Linked DNA regions of Homo sapiens: region 1 is linked to region 2. Evidence: chromatin loops called from intact Hi-C (ENCODE). Cell type or tissue: sigmoid colon. All regions are shown on one strand. Links, peaks and the distances in the headings refer to the core of each region. The heading gives the core; the rest is flanking DNA. Region 1 overlaps RPTOR (regulatory associated protein of MTOR complex 1). Region 2 overlaps RPTOR (regulatory associated protein of MTOR complex 1).

Region 1 (8,846 bases), core at 586-8,585, 180 kb after region 2:
CAAAGTGCTGGGATCACAGGTGTAAACACATCTGGCCTGGGACTGCATTTCAAAAGTAAAATAAAGAATGTATGTATGCCAGCAATTAACAACTAGAAAATGTAATTATAAAACATCATGGGCCAGGCGTGGTGGCTCACGCCTGTAATCCCAGAAGCCGAGGCAGATGGATCACCTGAGGTCAATAGTTCAAGACCAGCCTGACCAACATGGTGAAACCCCATCTCTACTAAAAATACAAAAATTAGCTGGACATGGTGGCAGGTGCCTGTAATCCCAGTTACTCAGGAGGCTGAGGCAGGAGAATCACTTGAACCTGGGAGGCGGAGGTTGCAGTGAGCCAAGATCACACCACTGCACTCCAGCCTGGGCAAAAGTGTGAGACTACATCTCAAAAAAAAAGAAAGAAAGAAAGAAAGAAATCATAGACAACGGGAATAAAAACTGCAAGATACCTAGGAATGAATCCAACAAATGCACTTTCTTCACAGATCAAAGCATAAACTCTAATTGAAGACTATAAAAGGCACATGCAGTGTTCATGGCACCATAGCCATGGATGAAAAGACTCATCATTGTGGAGATTGGCAGTTCTCAAATTAATCTGTGGATTTATTAATACACTTTTGATTATATTCCCAGGAGAGATTTTTATAAAATGCAGACCAGCCAAGGCAATATTGAAGAGGCGCAGACGGCATTAAGAAGCTGCAATTGCAGGGCAGCCAGGCCAAGAGGCACCAGGGCCCTCAGCGCAGCAGTGAGCCCAGAAGGGCCGCAAGTGGCAGGGTACCTCTGCGCACTAGGGAAGGAGCCATGTTGCTAAATGGTGTTGGGACAGCTGATGCCATATAGAAAAGGATGCAGTGATACCCCTACCTCACACCATGCACAAAACACATCACAGTGAGAGACCTAACCTGTAAAAGCCTTTCAGAGAAAAATCAAGAGGAAATCTTCCTAACAGTGAGGAACAAAAAGACAGATTGAACAAGAGATTGAGGGTAAAGACATCAATAGGTTTGACTCTACAGACTTCTTCATGACCACAAGAAAAATGTCACGGTTGTAATGTAAGTGGCAGAATAAGAAAAGATATTTGCAGTATCTACGAGTTACAGAATATATATAAAAATATGTGCAACTGTCTGTCGTGAAAAAAAACGGCAAACACCACACATCGATAAGGATTTGGGGACATTGGCTTGTGTGTGTCCTGCCGAGAGTGTAGATGGTCACCCATTTGGGGAATGAAATGGCCTTCCCTGGGGAGATCAGAGTCATGCAGGATACATGACTGGCAGTTCCGTTCTAGGCGCTTCCTTCTCCACCCGCAAGGACACGTGAAGTTGTTGACTGTGACATGGTTCACAAAGCCAGGGGCAGCTCAAATGACGGGGTTAGTTGTACAGTGGAAGGTAACGCAAGATTAAATGAGTTAACCAGAGCTGTGTGTCTTGGGCCAGATAAATCCTCAAAGCCTAACATTAAAGAAGCAAGTTGCTAGAAAATAGGCCCCATTTTGACACTGAAGAGGTTTTTTGAAATGTGGAAGGCATGTTACGTTGTTGATGAGCGTGCGTAAGCAGGAAAACCTCAGCAGCCCCTGGGAGGCGCCCTCAGCCCAAGGGACAGCCCTCCCAGGCAGGCGCAGGGGCAGACGATGCTTTTACTGTGTCTAAAATTATGCTTCTCTATGAAAAAAAAAAAAAAGAGCAAACAATGGTAAAATGTTAGCAAAGTTAGAGCTGAGTGGTGGGTACAAGGATTACTATGGTGTTCCTTTCTGTATCTTAAAATGGTTATCATTACAGTTTTAGAACTGAATCTGGTTTTAAATACAGGCCGTCACGTGAGGTGGGGGTTGCTCTGCTCTGTCTAATCCCCACACAAAGGGCAGCCCTTGCCCCATTCTCTCCGTCCATCCCTTGCTGACGCCAGCCGTCGGGAGTCAGCCCCTTGCTGTCTGAAGGCTGCCGGCCCGTGGCCCATGCCGAGCTCCTGTTTGTCTCAGAAGAACCGGCTTCCTCAAGCTTTGATAGGGCCAAAAGGAGGACCCTCATCTTCAAGCCTTAACAGCCTTCCTAAAGTCACCCAGACCTGCCAGTTCTGCCCAGGCGTCCAGACGGCAGGCATCTTAGACGTCGCTGCAAGGGTCTGCTCCAGATGGTGAGCACCTTAGACAGACGTTGCTGGAAGGCACTGCTCTGAACGGTGGGCACCTAACAGACGTTCCGGGAAGGCACTGCTCCGGATGTTGGGCATCTTAGATGTTCCTGGAAGGCACTGCTCTGGACAGTGGACACCTTAGACAGATGTTCCTGGAAGGCTCTGCTCCGATGTTCCTGGAAGGCTCTGCTCCGAACAGTGGGCACCTTAGACAGACGTTCCTGGAAGGCTCTGCTCCGAACAGTGGACACCTTAGACAGATGTTCCTGGAAGGCTCTGCTCCCTCTAGCGATGCCTGGGGCATAGTCGAGTCAGGGGAAGACTCAGAGTTCCAGCTCAGAATTGTCGCCCCAGCCTGGACTTGGGAGTTCCAGCTCAGAATTGTCACCCCGGCCTGGACTTGGGAGTTCCAGCTTAGAACTGTCACCCCGGCCTGGACTTGGGAGTTCCAGCTTAGAATTGTCACCCCGGCCTGGACTTGGGAGTTCCAGCTTAGAACTGTCACCCCGGCCTGGACTTGGGAGTTCCAGCTTAGAATTGTCACCCCGGCCTGGACTTGGGAGTTCCAGCTTAGAACTGTCACCCCGGCCTGGACTTGGGAGTTCCAGCTTAGAATTGTCACCCCGGCCTGGACTTGGGAGTTCCAGCTTAGAACTGTCACCCCAGCCTGGACTTGGGAGTTCCAGCTCAGAATTGTCATCCCGGCCCGGACTTGGGAGTTCCAGCTCAGAATTGTCACCCCAGCCTGGACGTGGGGCACACCAGGGTCCCTAGCGGGAGCTCATATGAGGCATATGGACCCACCAGATGGGCTCGATGGTGGCAGGGGTACCTTGTAGCTGCTGGCCAAATTGCTGCCCAGAGCAGGCCCCAAAGCCTGCCCAAGGCAAGGGCCCATGGGGTGATGCCATGTCCCACTGTATCTCTCCAGGAGCTGGGATGGTGGTGGACTGGGAGCAGGAGACCGGCCTCCTCATGAGCTCAGGAGACGTGCGGATCGTCCGGATCTGGGACACAGACCGTGAGATGAAGGTGCAGGTAACCATGCAGGTGTCCCCCAAGCCCTGGGCCTGTGGGGCAGTGTGTGCAGGGCTGGTCCTCGTCACAGAACCCAGCAAAGTGTGCGGTGAGGCCTGGCCATCCCAGGGGTGGAGTCAGGGCCTGGGAGGACAGTGCCGGGACAATGCTGGGAGGAGACGTGGGCTCCCTGAGGCCTCTGGATGAAGGTGAACTGCAACACCCAGCCCTGCGCTGCAGTATGGCTCAGGCTGCGCCAGCTCTGAGTGTTTGCAAGTAGTGTCTTCTCTCTGCAAATTAAGGAATGTCAGAAATCAGTAGGGTGACCAATTGTAAATTAGAATGATTAATTATTTGGAGGCGTTTTTTTTTTTCTTTTGAGATGGGGTCTCACTCTGTCACCCTGCGTCACCCAGGCTGGAGTGCAGTCGTGCAATCACAGCTCACTGCAGCCTCAACCTCCTGGTCCAAGTGATCCTCCCACCTCACCCCCCCCCCCCACCACCAAGTAGCTGGGACTACAGGCATGCACCCACACGCCTGGCTAATTTTTTTAACTTTTTGTAGAAACAGGGGTCTCAGTATTTGCCCAAGCTGGTCTCGAATTCCTGGCTCCGGCAATCTTCCTGCCTTGGCCTCCCAAAGCACTGGGATTATAGGTGTGAGCCGCTACAGAAGACAGAAGATTTTTGTTTCTTTTTTTTTTTTTTTTTTTTTTTGAGACAGAGTCTTGCCTTGTCGCCCAGGCTGGAGTGCAGTGGCGCGATCTCGGCTCACTGCAAGCTCCGCCTCCTGGGTTCATGCCATTCTTCTGCCTCAGCCTCCCGAGTAGCTGGGACTACAAGCGCCCACCACCACGCCCAGCTAATTTTTTTTTTGTATTTTTAGTGGAGACGGCGTTTCACGTGTTAGCCAGAATGGTCTCTATCTCCTGACCTCGTGATCCGCCCACCTCAGCCTCCCAAAGTGCTGGGATTACAGGCGTGAGCCACTGCGCCCGGCCAGAAGCCTCTTTGCTTCTTAAAGCATCTGCTATTTTCAGTTTTGACAAAAAGCGGAGTACATTGGTTTTGCCCAAGACAGCCTGGAAAAGTGGTAGAGACCTAAGCAGGCCGCGCTCAGCAGAAATCTAACTGCATTGACTTCATTTGGAGCAGAGGCGAGACCACAGATACTGTGAGGGGCAGCGCCTGAGGTGGCTTTAGAGCCAGTATTCCCTTCCTCTGGGTCCCCAGGGAGAGGTGTGGCACAGAGGCCATACCCAGCCTCTCTCCCGGGCAGGCCATCTGGTGTCAGGAGGGATGGCTCAGCCCTGCTGCCGTAGAGGGCGGTGTGGAGCAGGCCCAGCAGAGGGGAGGCCTGGGCACCCTCAGCTGCTCGAAGCTGCTGTGGTTGCTCTGGGCAGCAGCAGCCCGAGAACCTGGCCCAGGCCTTCCCGTGTGGGCAGCCTCCCCTCTGACGTGACCGTGGATCCCTCGAGGCACCAGCAGCTTTCATGGCACCTTCTTTGGGGTGGGGGGGTCTTGCACCTGTCTGGAGCTGTGGCTCCACACGAGACGTAGCCCTCAGGGCACAGCGTGGACACCCTGATCCTCAGGGTCTGGTCACCAGTGGGGGCTTAGAGGCCCAGGTGGCCTGCGGGGCAGGTGCTGTTCCTGCAGAGGTGGGTGGAGGCACAGAGCGCAGCAGGTGCTCCCAGAGCCGGCTCTGCCCCTCGCAGGGGTCTGGCCCCATCATCCCCACGCCTGTGTTTCCTCCTGGAGTGCACAACCCAGCACCGCCCATCGTGCGTGGAAAGCGCTCTCCCTCTCGTGGCCCTTTTCCTCCTGCGTCCCTGGCAGGTGCCATCGCCCCCGCCCCCGCTTCTCCAGCACTTAGAGCCCCCGAGGGAGCCAGATGACCCCTCCTGGACTCGTCCCATAGCTCATTAGAAGTTCTGAGACGCAGCCAGTGAGGAGTCCTTGCCAAAATGTGCTTTGCTTTCCTTTTTAGGAAACAGAGAGAGGTTGGAAGTTTAATTGGCACTGACAGCCAGTCCTTCCCAGAGGCGTTTGCAGGCCTCCGCTCGGGGTGGGGCTGGCCTCTGCCTCACTGGCTGGGTCCCAGGCGCCTCAGGGCCTCAGGGCTGTCCCTCCAGGGCCAAGGGATAAGGGCGTGACTCATTGTCCTGCCAGCCCCTGCCTCTCCCTGGGACTCCTGGGCTCCCCAGGCCTTTGATGCTTCCCTGGATAGAGAGAAAGGCCCCTGCAGCCAGGGAGGGTGATCCCCACAGCCAGGCAGGCAGCAAGAGGGGTCCTGGCGCTGCAGGACAGCAGGGAGGGTGGCTCGGTGCCCCGGTCTTCACCGGGCTGCCTGTGTTTGGCTCTAGGACATCCCTACGGGCGCAGACAGCTGTGTGACGAGTCTGTCCTGTGATTCCCACCGCTCACTCATCGTGGCTGGCCTCGGTGACGGCTCCATCCGCGTCTACGACAGAAGGATGGCACTCAGCGAATGGTACCTTGACCCTGTCCTCTCCCTCCCCGAGTGCTGGCAGGGTACCTTCCAGGTGGTAGGGCCGTGTCACTGCCATTTGGTTGGGTCCAGGTTTCTCAGTGAGATGCAAAGCTTCCCCAGGAGCCTGCAGTGGCGTATTTAGGCCAGTCCTGGGCTCCCCAAAGCCGCCAGGCCCGTCCCACTGAGGCCCATCCCACAAAGGTCTGCCCCACAGAGGTCCACCCCACAGCCTATGGAGGAGCACAGGGGACAGGCCATGTGGGATGAGCCAGTGGACTGGAGGCAGAGGCTGTCGGGGTGAGGCAGGGCCGCAGCCAGGCACCTGCCACCTCTGAGCTCACCTGAACAGAATACTGCCACTGCCTGCCACCTCCTGGGTCATGCAGCAAGTGTCTGGGGAGGGATGTCTGAGGGCACACACGTGGGCACAGCAGCCCTGGGCACTGCCTCCACTGAGCACCCCTGTGGGCAGGTGCTGTCCGCGTCTGGCAGAGGACAGGGTACACGCATGGGCACAGCAGCCCTGGGCACTGCCTCCACTGAGCACCCCTGTGGGCAGGTGCTGTCCATGTCTGGCAGGGGACAGGGCACACGCGTGGGCACAGCAGCCCCGGGCACTGCCTCTGCTGAGCACCCCCGTGGGCAGGTGCTGTCCGGGCCTAGCAGGGGACAGTCCGTCTTGGCCCACACGGCTCATGCAGCAGAAGTAAATTTCACCCAGCACAGAGCGAGGATTCCCAGAAGGTCCTTGTGCCTCCAGCTTCATCAGCTTTAGGTCTGGGATTCTCATTCCTGACCCTCCAGTCTGCACAGATCGGGGAGACACAATGAGGAGTTTTGAGGGAAGCAAAGCAAAGGGTGGGCAGGGCCTGGGAGCGCTGCGATGGCCGCCTGGCCCCCGTCTCTGGGCAGCTTCCATGTGGCTCAGACAGTCCTCCAGCGGCCTGACGGTGACCTAGGGCCCAGCCCTGAGCCAGCCTGGGGAGGACACAGGGGGTCTCTGCTGGAGCAGGTCACCTGGAGGGGGCTCTGACCCTGCGTGAGCACTAGCCCCTCGTGGGGAGCGGACGGGCGAGGGCCTGCGGACCCGCTGGCACAGGCAGACCTGGGCAGCTCCCGGTGAGAGCCCCGAAGGGTGGGGACGTCCTTCAGGGAAGCCCCACGCTGAGCGTGCCCCCTCCCCTACAGCCGCGTCATGACGTACCGGGAGCACACAGCCTGGGTGGTGAAGGCCTCCCTGCAGAAGCGTCCCGACGGCCACATCGTGAGTGTGAGGTGAGGAGCGCCGATATTTAGCAGCCGTTCTGCTGTAAAAACATTATTTTCCCCTCCATTTAAAATACGTCCTTGGTATTTAAACAGCTGGAAGGGGATGGCATTTCGGGCAGTAATTAACTCCTGCCCTGGAACTGGCCAGAAAGATCAGGCGCAGCCCGTAGGGGCCCAGGGGCCACAGCTGCTCCCCTGCTGGGGGACACCTGACCTGCAGGCGCTTTGGGAACTTTCCTGGGCTGCCAACTGCGGAGGGTTCCGGGGGGAGTTGGGCAGCTGCTCTCCCTCCACGGGCAGGGGTGGCAGGGTGGCAGGGGCGGCGCGTCTGCCAGGCACGTGGCAGTTGTCTGCACATAAATTCAGTTCTGCCTCTTGGTAAATACAGCACCAAGAGCAGGGAATATTTATTTGCCTATTAAAGGAAGAGCAAGATGTAATTTATGAATGCAAAGCCAGCATTTCTTCAAAGAGATGCTCTTTTCCCCCTTGTTTGTGATATAAAAACCAAACATAACTCTTGGGATGGACGCCTGCTGGGGGTGGAAGGCAGGAGCCACGGGGCCTCAAAAGGGCCAGGCCATCCCTCTCTCGGGCCACAGCCTGCCATCCAGGCTCTGTCTCCCGGGACTGCAGGCCCCGGTTGCATGAAATCTAATCTCTAGCTGGAAATGAAACCAGGAGCTCACAGCCTCCTCCCGCATCTGTGCTCATGGTCATTTCTCTAGGCCAGAAAGCTCCGCGCCTTTTCTGGCTCTGAGAGAGCTTGTGGGGGACAGCCTTGGCCCTGAGACCAGTATGGGTGCATGTCTGGGCCCCACCTGGGCAGCCCTCACTGGGGACGCTGAGCATCCAGGCAGCTTTTTCCTTGAGCAGTGTGTGTGCAAACAGGTGTGCGACCCCACACACCTGGTTCCACCGTCCCCCTGGCCAGGCCCCTCATGGGGCCTCCGGGAGGAGGTGTCACTGTGACCCTCTCTTGGCAGCGTCAATGGAGATGTGCGCATCTTTGATCCCCGGATGCCTGAGTCGGTAAATGTGCTTCAGATCGTGAAGGGGCTGACGGCCCTGGACATCCACCCCCAGGCGGACCTGATCGCATGGTAGGCGCCACCCACCTCCCTGGCCTGCACCGCTCACCCGCCTCGGGCCTCTGTGCAAACGGGAGGCTCTTGTGTTCCTGCCCCCAGGAGCTGAAGGAGGGCAGGGGAGGATTTCACTGCTGTGGGGACATAAAAACAAAAGATGTCTGCCCACCACATCCTCCCAGGATAAACTCTCAGGGCCCTGCCAGGCCCGAGTCCTCAGTGAGAGTGACCAGAGGGTCACACCTGCCCCGAGCCAGCCTGTCCCCGTGGTCTAGCCGGCCTGTCCCCGCGGTCTCGGCATCTGCGCCCATCTTCCATCCTCAAAGAAGAGGGCAGTGATGCCGGGACCCTTTCTCTCCCCACAGTGGCTCCGTCAATCAGTTCACCGCCATCTACAACAGCAGCGGAGAGCTCATCAACAACATCAAGTACTACGACGGCTTCATGGGCCAGCGGGTCGGCGCCATCAGCTGCCTGGCCTTCCACCCGCACTGGGTCAGTGTGGCGGTGGGTGGGGGTCGGGGGTCGGGGGCTGGGGTAGAGGGATGGGAGGCAAGGGGACAAGGCAGCAGGGGTCCTGCCTGGCTACCCCACACCACAGTGGGGCCCATTGGCTGCCTGAGGGAGGGACTTGCCTGGGTCCCAGGATCTCTAGGGCCCCTGCCCCACCCTGCACTCGCCCCGGAAGCAGAGCCCCAGTCCCGTCACTCCGGGAGGAATTGACACACAGTGGCTGGGGCAAAGCTCCTGCCCTCAGACCCTGCACTAAAGCCATCCCTGGGGACCTCCAGGAGAGTCGCTCGGGGT
Region 2 (8,846 bases), core at 567-8,566:
CTGAAACAGGGTAATTTATAAAGAACAGAGTTATTTCTCCCGGTTCTGGAGGCTGGAAGTCCCAGGTCAAGGCATCGGTGGGTTTGGCGTCTGGTGAGGGCTGTTCTCTGCATTCGAGGTGGCGTCTTTTCCCGTGTCCTCCTGGGAGGACTGCTGCATCCTCACATAGCAGAAGGCAGAAGGCAGCAGAGGCTATGTTCCTCCAGCACCCCCGCCTTAAATAAGGTTGCTAAAATCCCACTCAGGATGGCGGAGCCTTGGGATGTAACCGTCATCTAAAGCCCACCTCTTAGCACTGTCACTTCGGGTCCTCAGATCCAACAGGAATTTTAGGAGGGACGTGCCTTCTCAGCGTAGCAGCCCTCTGGGAAATGAAAGCCTGTTTGAGAAGACATGTTCGTATCTCAGCAGCAGCGTGGTCCGGGCTCTCCTGAGGAAGGTGCCCAGGGCATTTGGGGACACAGAGGAGCAAATTTCATCCAGCAGGGGCAGCTCACTGTGTGGGTGAGGCTTAGAACTGGGCATGGCGGTGGCTGTCGGATGGACATGCAGGTTCAGGATCCAGGTATGTCTGTCACCTACCATTTCTAATGGAGGACAACGATATCATCAGTTGTGAACACATCTTCTCTGTTACTGTTCAAGAAGCCATGCTGTTTGCATTCTCTAAGAGGAAAATCGCACTGCTGGTAGCACCTTCAACCTGCAATTCCTACTTACCCGCCTCAAACGCTTCCTGTCTTCACTTTTGCTGTCCGCAAGATCCCCACCTTCCAATCCACAAATGTTTGTACTCAAATTTCCCCAGCAGAACCAGCAATAAAGCACAGAAAGCAGCTGACCTAAGCCCACCCACCTCTTTCCTTAAATCGGGCATCTTCCCCTTAGACAGAGTGTCTGGTTTGCGCTGCTGTCACCACTCAGCTTCTCCCAGCATACAGCGTGTGCTGCCTCTCCTGGCCCGGGGCAGTCCCCTGCCTTCCTGCCATTCCAGCAGCTCTCCCGGAACCATCGAGGTGATCGCTGCCTTCTGAGCCGTCAGCCTCACTGGCCTGTCCCTAATCCTTGCCCCTGAAGAGTCCGCTGCAGAGCTGAAGCAAGGGACACCCCCTTCAGCACCTCCTTCCCTGCCCTGGGGTCTGCGGCTGCCTCTCTGAAGCTCCCACTCTCTGGCCAGCCTCTCTTCCTGCACTTGGACGTATGTTCTCCCACGGCTGTGTTCTTGGCCCTCCTCTTGACGTACTTCTGCCTGTGAGAAACTGCAGCTCATCCAGCGATCACTATCCTGACCCCTCTGAGATAATCCCTCCTTCCTCACGCTCTCCCTCTGCCAGCGCTTTCCTCGTCATATACACCTGCATAAACCTCTCATGCCTGAAACAAAAGGTCCACCCCAGCAAGAGGGCACTCCCGCCGCCCGCTGGCCCTCCTGGGCCTCATTGCCTAGTTCTTTCTCTCCAGGTGCAGTTAAGCTTCAGGACGGAAGGGGGTACCTCCCAAGCCTTTCTGCCCTTCCTGTCCAGCCCTCAATATTGTAATCAGGTCTCCTCAACCTAGAACGCCCCCTCTCCTTCCCAGCCCCAGGTGTTTACCCTGGTTGTTTGTGTTTCTTGTTTTTCTGTGTAATGGAAGGAAGGTATCACCTGAGAGGCCTTAGGAATGACACAGGAAACCCTGCTGCCTCCATTCAGACTTGGGTGGGGTGGGGGTGGGTGGAGGCCAGCTGGCATCTCCCAGGATTTCTGAACCCTCGTGTCCCTCAGCCAGCCACCGCCATGCCCAGCTCCAGGCCTCGCCCCCGATATGGGGGAAGCTGTTGCTGCTGGATCTGACGTGCCCGTCTTCTCGCTCGGGCACCCCAGCTGGTGCGTAGCGAGGCAGTCACAGCTCACTGCAGCCTCGACCTCCTAGGCTCAAGTGATCCTCCCACCTCAGCCTCCCTGGTAACTGGGTCTATAGGTGCACACCACCATGCCTGGCTAATTTTTCACATTTTTTGTAGAAATGGGGTCTTGTTATATTGGCCAGGCTGGTCTTTAACTTCTGGCCTCAAGCAGTCCTCCAACTGCAGCCTCCCAAAGTGCTGGGATTACAGGCCTGACACTAATTTCTGCACATAGAGGTGAGGAGGCACCTCGGGTATCAGGGTAGTGAATGAGTGCCTGGACCACACAGGCCAGAGTCGAAATCTGTTCACCTGCCTTAATCTGCCACTGTTTGGCTGCTTTTAAAAAATAAATGTACATCTTTGTCTTGGATTGTCTTCCTTAATATCACATCCAAAAACTCAATACTAGCAATTTTTCAGAAGACCTCGATGTTTTGGGCAGCCCTTAGACCTCCCTGTCACTTGACCCAAATGGTGCTGGGTTGACCCCAGTCCAGCAGGGACCACCAGTGCTGTCCCCAACATGACTGGTTCCCCCTGTCTCTCCCCCCACATGCCTGGACCCCCTTCCTCTCCCTCCACATGCCTGGACCCCCTTCCTCTCCCTCCACATGCCCTGTTCCCCTTCCCCTCCCCCCCACATGCCTGGTCCCCCACCCCTACCCTCCCCGCCCTTGTCTGGTCTTCAGTGCCTCCCTGATGAGGGGCAGCTGCCCCCATTCTCCTGCGGCAGCTTCACCAGCCACACGGCTCATCCAATGGCTTGGACCTTGTTTCATTCACTAAAGCACCAGCTCTAGCACTGTGAGGTCATTATTGAGTTTGTAAGCAAAAATCTTCTTAAGGAACAGACTAATGTGTATTTAATTTTCATTATGTACCAGGTACATATTAAGACTTTTTGTTTCTTTTAATCTCAGTAATTCCTGTTTTATAGTTCCATTATCCTCATCGTGTAAGTGAAAGGTAAGTGGTGGCAGCCGGACATCAAGGTGTGAACTCGCCTGGGGCTGTACAGGGGCAGAGCCAGGGCTACGATTTGAACCGGGGTTTTCTGACCTGAGCGCTCTTCTCTTCATTACCTTCTGCCTCCTCCTTCTCACCACTTAAGTGGCTTCATGCATGCAGGGCTTTTAAAATGAGATTTTCTCAAAGAGCCGTGTGTCTGCAGGTGGCATGCGCTGGCACTGGGCTATTGGGAGGCACAGAGTTGTTCCTGGGTCTCTCCCACTGGAGAAAGCAGTGTGTTTGGCTGAGCCAGTGACACAGGGCTGCCCGGGAGCGGCACCACCACTCTTGGGACAGGTGGGCAGGCGCTGTTGATGTCCCTGGATGTTGTCCCTTCACCTGCAGTTTGTCACCAAAGCCCCGAGGGACTGTGGTAGAGACACAGCTAGTGGGGACTTCTCTGTTCGCACAGAGACTCTGCAGTTGCAGCTACATCACACTCTGGTAAATAGCGCCTCTGGCAGTGGGTTTTAATATCCACGTTGGTTGTTGAAGCAGTATATTCTAGGGGTGCCTGGGAAGACAGTCGTTTAAAATGTCTCTGCTTTTTATAGGTCAGTTTTTCTTCTTCTTTCTCACTCCCTTGCCAATTGTTGGACTTAAAGTTTGTTGGAAAGGCCCTTCCTTTATTTTGATTTGTGCCTGTGCTTTGCTCCAAGGCAGGCCACTGGGGGCATTTTTTACACCGAGGACTTGGTTGGAACCGTTAACCAGTGGCTGGCTGGTCTGTTTGTTTACAAGGCAGCCCCGCAGCCTTGTTCTGAGCTGGCTGGCTCCTAGATGTTATTTGGATTTGCTTCCTCTGGCACCAGGCCCTCCTCCAGGCAGGCGCTTGGGCAGGCTGGTGGGACTGATGGGTAGCCTTGCTGGGGACGTGTAGTCACTGTGGCGCTGCCAGCAAACTGTTCTTTCTGGAAGAGGAACGCTTGGTGCCTGGGTGTGTTCAGTGTGTTCTGTTGTGCATCAGAGCTCCCTCAGACGTCGACCGCTTCTGATTCCCTCCAGACAGCTCCCGGTGGACACGCAGGGCTATGCGGCCTGCCCTGGGGGCTATGGTGCTGAATCCTGACAAAGGCCCTCTTCTCGGGCTGTCAGAAAGGACGAGGCTGAGTCAGGCTTTAATGTAAACCATCACTCCCTGTTTTTCTATTTCTTCGTTGAAAGAAGCACTGATCATTGTGTTCACTAGAAACACCTCAAGTTTTTAAAAGGCTCCTCTCCTGTTGGTGTGACTCGAGGGCGCTGTGACATCCTGAGAAAGCGGGGACTCTGGGAGTCTGGATGTCAAGCTGGTCCCGTCTCCACCCGCCTTGAGTTCTCGGTTCTCGACAGCGCCCGTGTGATGATGATGCTCACGCTCCGGTGTGACACAGACGGCGCGGGAGCTGCACGGGAGAGTGCTTTGGAAGTGGAAGCCGCAATGTCATGTAAGCTGTTGAGTATGAATTGTATCATATTTCACAATCCACAGAGTATTCTCCCTTATGGTGTCACATTTGCTCTTACTAATAACCCAGGACTTGTCAAAGCAGACGTAGTGCATAAAACATCACTGTGTTACTGATGAGGTACCAGATGCTCCGCGTGCGGCCGTCTGGGGTGGACAGCTTCATTTATGGCAGAGCCAAACAGGAGCCCGGATCTTCTGATCCCAAATCCCGTATTATTTTCACTATTCCATGCTGCCTGCCTTCACCAACGTGAGCTGAAGTTATTACATGTTATCACTTTACTTGATGCCGTGCCGTACTTTACACGAGAACCAGCTTCCCGTTGGGGACTTTACAGAGCTTTCGGCAGGGACAGTAATGGGGGCGGCCCCTGGGAAGCTGTGCAAAGTAGCATTTGCGGCGCCACATCCCGCAGTGTTTCCTGAGGACTCGCTGTGTGCAGGGGACCGTAAGATGCCACAGAGAAATCAAGGAGGCTGCGGACACAGTGTCTGTCCTCAAGTCATTCATCATTCCCTTTCTCTGCCCCTCTGCCGTGGAAGGTTTTCAAGTAATTAAGCTGCTTGCTTATATGCAGCTTTCCTCCACGGGCCCCGCCTGTGCGTAGTCGTGCTCTGGCAGAGTCTCTGCACCTTCCTCCCTCGGGCTCCTGGGCCTGTGTCTGTCCGTCCTCCACTGTCTTGCTGTCTGCATCTTCATGGTGTAAGTCTGGCCCCTCAGCCGCCCCACAAGCCTGGCCCGGGGCCAGGCTTCCAGCCGCTGCTTCAACCCAAAGGTGGAACACCTGTTTCCTGCAGTGGAGAAGATGGGAAAGCCTTTTCTGCAGGGCTTTTACTCCCACTTCCTTCTTGTTTTCAGCCATTTTCTCTGTGCTGTTTTTCTCCTTTCTTCCTGAGACTTTCCCCTTTGACTTGTTCTTAGTCTTCTTTCTTTCTCTTTTGAACAGGTAGCGGTCTTGTTATGTTGCCCAGGATAGTCTCAAACTCCTGGCCTCAAGCGATCCTCTCGCCTCAGCTTTCCAAAGTACTGAGACTGCAGGTGTCAGCCCCATACCCAGCCAGTCTTCTCTTTTCTTTACTTTGAGTTTAGGCTTCTTGAGTTGTTTTCTTCTTCTCAGATGCTTCAGGGGGTAGCTGAGAATGTTGAAAATACTAAAGTGCAGCAGAAGCAAGGAGGCAGAGCCAGCCCTGGTTTCCCACTGATGATCAAATTTCTTTTTAGCTCAGAAATACTGGCTTATGCCTAACCCATCAAAGGTGCAGCATTGTTGGGCACAGGATGAAAAACAGACAGCCCCCACGTTTGGCTGTCAAACCACATGACCCAGAAATAGCCATCATTGTAAGAACCCCAGAGGGAGCCTTTGCTATCTTTTAATTTATTGCACAAATAATATTATAACAGTAAACAATGAAAAGGAAGAAATGAAAGAAAAATTACCCAGAATCCACTGTTTTTGCTATTCCATATTCTTCATACATTTGTCCATATATGCACATAATTTTACTTACTTGGAATTAAATATATTTTGTATTGTTTTTAATTTGAAGATCACTGATTTTATATTGCTATTGATATTTTCAAATTTAGTATTCCATCACATTTATAGACAGTATTACTTAATCATTTCCCTCTCATAAAATTATAGTGCTTGCAAGGAGTTTTTTCCTGTTCATCTTTGCGGTACATAGAACCTTCCTTAGCTGTCCATGGTAGCATGCAGCTGTAGTCTCAGCTACGTGGAAAGCTGAGATGGGAGGGTCACTTGAGCCCAACAGTTTAAAGTTATGATGAGCTATGATTGTGCCACTGTACTCTAGCCTGGGCAACATAGCATAGAGTAAGATCCTGTCTCTTAAAAGAAAAAAATAATAATATTTTCTTATTTTGGACTATTTCTTAGAATATGTTTCTGGGAATAAGATCAGTAGGTCAAAGTATATAGCTCTTGATATCTTTTGCCAAACTTCCTTTTTTTTTTTTTTTTTTTGAGATGGAGTCTCACTCTGTCTTCCCAGGCTGGAGTGCAGTGGCGTGATCTCGGCTCACTGCAAGTTCTGCCTCCTGGATTCAAGCGATTCTCCTGCCTCAGACTCCCAAGTAGCTGGGACTATAGGTGTGCACCACAATGCCCAATACTAATTTTTGTATTTTTAGTAGAGATGGGGTTTCACCATGCTGGCCGGGCTGGTCTTGAACTCCTGACCTTGTGATCCGTCCGCCTCGGCCTCCCAAAGTGCTGGGATTACAGGTGTGAGTCACTGTGCCCGGCGCTGCCAAACTTCTTTACTAAAAGGTTGCTCTAATTACACGGCCCCAAATCACACATATATGAAAGTGTCATTTTCAACACAACATTATTTTCAGAGAGAAAATGTTCCTTACTTTGCATATTGCAGGGGAAAGACTGTATTCTGCAGGTCCTGTACGTGACTGCAAGAAAGGACCAGTATTACAAGGCCAGAGACAGAGAAGGCCCCACAGTGACATCTGGACCGACCAGTATTACAAGGCCGGAGACAGAGAAGGCCCCACAGTGTGACATCTGGACCAAATCTTTTTGGTGAACCCAAGTGCTGAGTTATTGATCAGGAAGTGAAGGGGGAGGCCGGGCGTGGTGGCTCACGCCTGTAATCCCAGCATTTTGGGAGGACGAGGTGGGCAGATTACCTGAGGTCGGGAGTTCAAGACCATCCTGACCAACATGGAGAAACCCTGTCTACTAAAAATACAAAAATTAGCTGGACGTGGTGGTGCACACCTGTAATCCCATCTACTGGGGAGGCTGAGGCAGGAGAATCGCTTGAACCAGGGAGTCGGAGGTTGCAGTGAACCAAGATGGCATCATTGCACTCCCAGTCTTGGCAACAGAGCAAGACCCTCTCAAAAAAAAAAAAAGAAAAAAGAAAGTGAAGGGGGAGCGGAGGCCAGTGTGGGAGGAAGAGACAGGAAAGGTCATCTGGATAGTAAAGATCACCTGGTTTCATGTTATTTCGAAATTTACGGATAATTTTAGATATGTGGTTGAAAACTATTAAAAACTTGAATATTCAAGCAGGACTAGAGAAAGTGTCTCTGGTATGTCTTCATTCCAGCCGTCCTGCTGTGTGTGAAGTGGTATCTCACTGTTCCGCTTTGCATCTCCCTAACGACTAATGACATCAGGCATCTTTTTATGGGCTTATTGGCCTTTGTTGTTTTTTTTTTTGAGATGGAGTCCTTTGAGGTGGGAAAGTTTTATTTTATTTTGGTAAAGTCCATCTTATCTATTTTGTTGTTGCTGTCACCTGTACTTTTAGTGTCATGTTTAAGAAGCCGTTGCTTAATCCAAGGTTATGAAGTTTGACGCCTGCGCCGACTCCAGCACTTTTATAGCTTTAGCTGTTACGTCTAGGCCTTTGGTCCGTTTTGAGTTAATTTTTGTAAATGGTGTGATGAAGTCTTAAATAAGCATAGCTTGGACTTTTGGATCTATTTTTAACTTTGAGAATGTTTTCTGCAGGAATGGCAGAAATAGATGTATTGCTGGAGTGACTTTGGAACTGTATAAAGAAAAGGTGAACGCCAGAGGCTGAAGAGGGAAGGAGCTCTTTCCCTAGCAGGTTTCTGTGTAGCGAGCATCCGTGGCTGGGGTTAAAGTGTTATTTCATTATGCAGTTTATCAAATGGGAAAAGACAAAACCTAAGGGCATTTGTATCTACTCCATACCATAAAAGTTTGCCATTTTACTTTGATCATATAACAACTCTGAAAAATACTGTTTTTCATGGATTAATCAAATTACCAACATTACTTTAAAATCACACCGAGTCACTCTTTCTGTGCCGCAAGGTGCTAGGCCAGTGACATCTCTGATCTTGGGAGCCGCTGTTAGGAGCCTGATGTTAATGACAGATAAAAATTGATGTCAGATAGAAAATTAACCTCCTTCAGGGTATGTGAAACTGCTTCCCCTAATCCTATGTTCTTCCTTAGCAAACCGAATGCAACCCAGGAGCTCTGAAGAAGGAAAATGATCAGCTGTTTATCTGCTTGGCACCCTTTGGAACAGTCATTTTCCCATCTCATTTGAAAGCAGCAGTTAGAAAAATCACAAAGAAATAGTCTTTCTAAAGTTTTCCTTCCATTTTAATTCTTTTGTGTTTTTCTTCATCACATTTTCCATACACCCCACACGATTAAAGAATGGTCATTCTGCGTTTCAAGGGGCCCAGGCGGGAGGATCACTTGAGACTAGGAGTTTGAGACCAGCCTGGGCAACATAGCAACACCCAGTCTGTACCAAACTTTCTTCAAAAAATTAGCCTGGTATGGTGGTGCGCCTATGGTCCCAGCTTCTCGGGAGAAGGAGGCAGGAGGATGACTAGAGCCCGGGAGTTCACCACTACCGTGAGCTGAGATCATGCCACTGCACTCCAGCCCACACAGCAGAGTGGGGCAAGACCTGGTCTCTTAAAAGAATAAAATATTGACTGAGGATCAGGACGGTAAAATCACG

The links. Hi-C counts contacts between places; a loop is a spot of excess contacts. Peaks named below come from ENCODE experiments on the same cell type or tissue, not always from the same donor. Only the 100,000 strongest peaks of a DNase experiment are listed, where the experiment ranks them.
Region 1: it touches region 2 in a loop (3-fold over the local background); 1 of 110 quality-filtered maps calls a loop at or near these places.

Annotation. Positions count from the first base shown.
Region 1 is chr17:80,954,524-80,963,369 of GRCh38, forward strand. RPTOR (regulatory associated protein of MTOR complex 1) reads left to right here. Exons shown (of 34, transcript NM_020761.3): 29 at 3,101-3,207; 30 at 5,555-5,682; 31 at 6,871-6,957; 32 at 7,938-8,054; 33 at 8,405-8,534. Among named protein-coding and RNA genes, the nearest start is that of CHMP6, 33 kb to the right of the region's middle. RefSeq lists an enhancer at 4,864-5,381. In sigmoid colon, for the core only: CTCF peaks have their summits at 4,540 and 7,122; DNase peaks (open chromatin) are centred at 1,948, 4,578, 5,278, 7,238 and 1 weaker place; H3K27ac peaks cover 993 bases.
Region 2 is chr17:80,770,004-80,778,849 of GRCh38, forward strand. All of the region lies in intron 6 of RPTOR (regulatory associated protein of MTOR complex 1), which reads left to right. Among named protein-coding and RNA genes, the nearest start is that of CHMP6, 220 kb to the right of the region's middle. RefSeq lists an enhancer at 5,145-5,214. In sigmoid colon, for the core only: no CTCF peak of the experiment used is centred there; DNase peaks (open chromatin) are centred at 3,328, 3,738, 4,228, 4,798 and 1 weaker place; H3K27ac peaks cover 434 bases.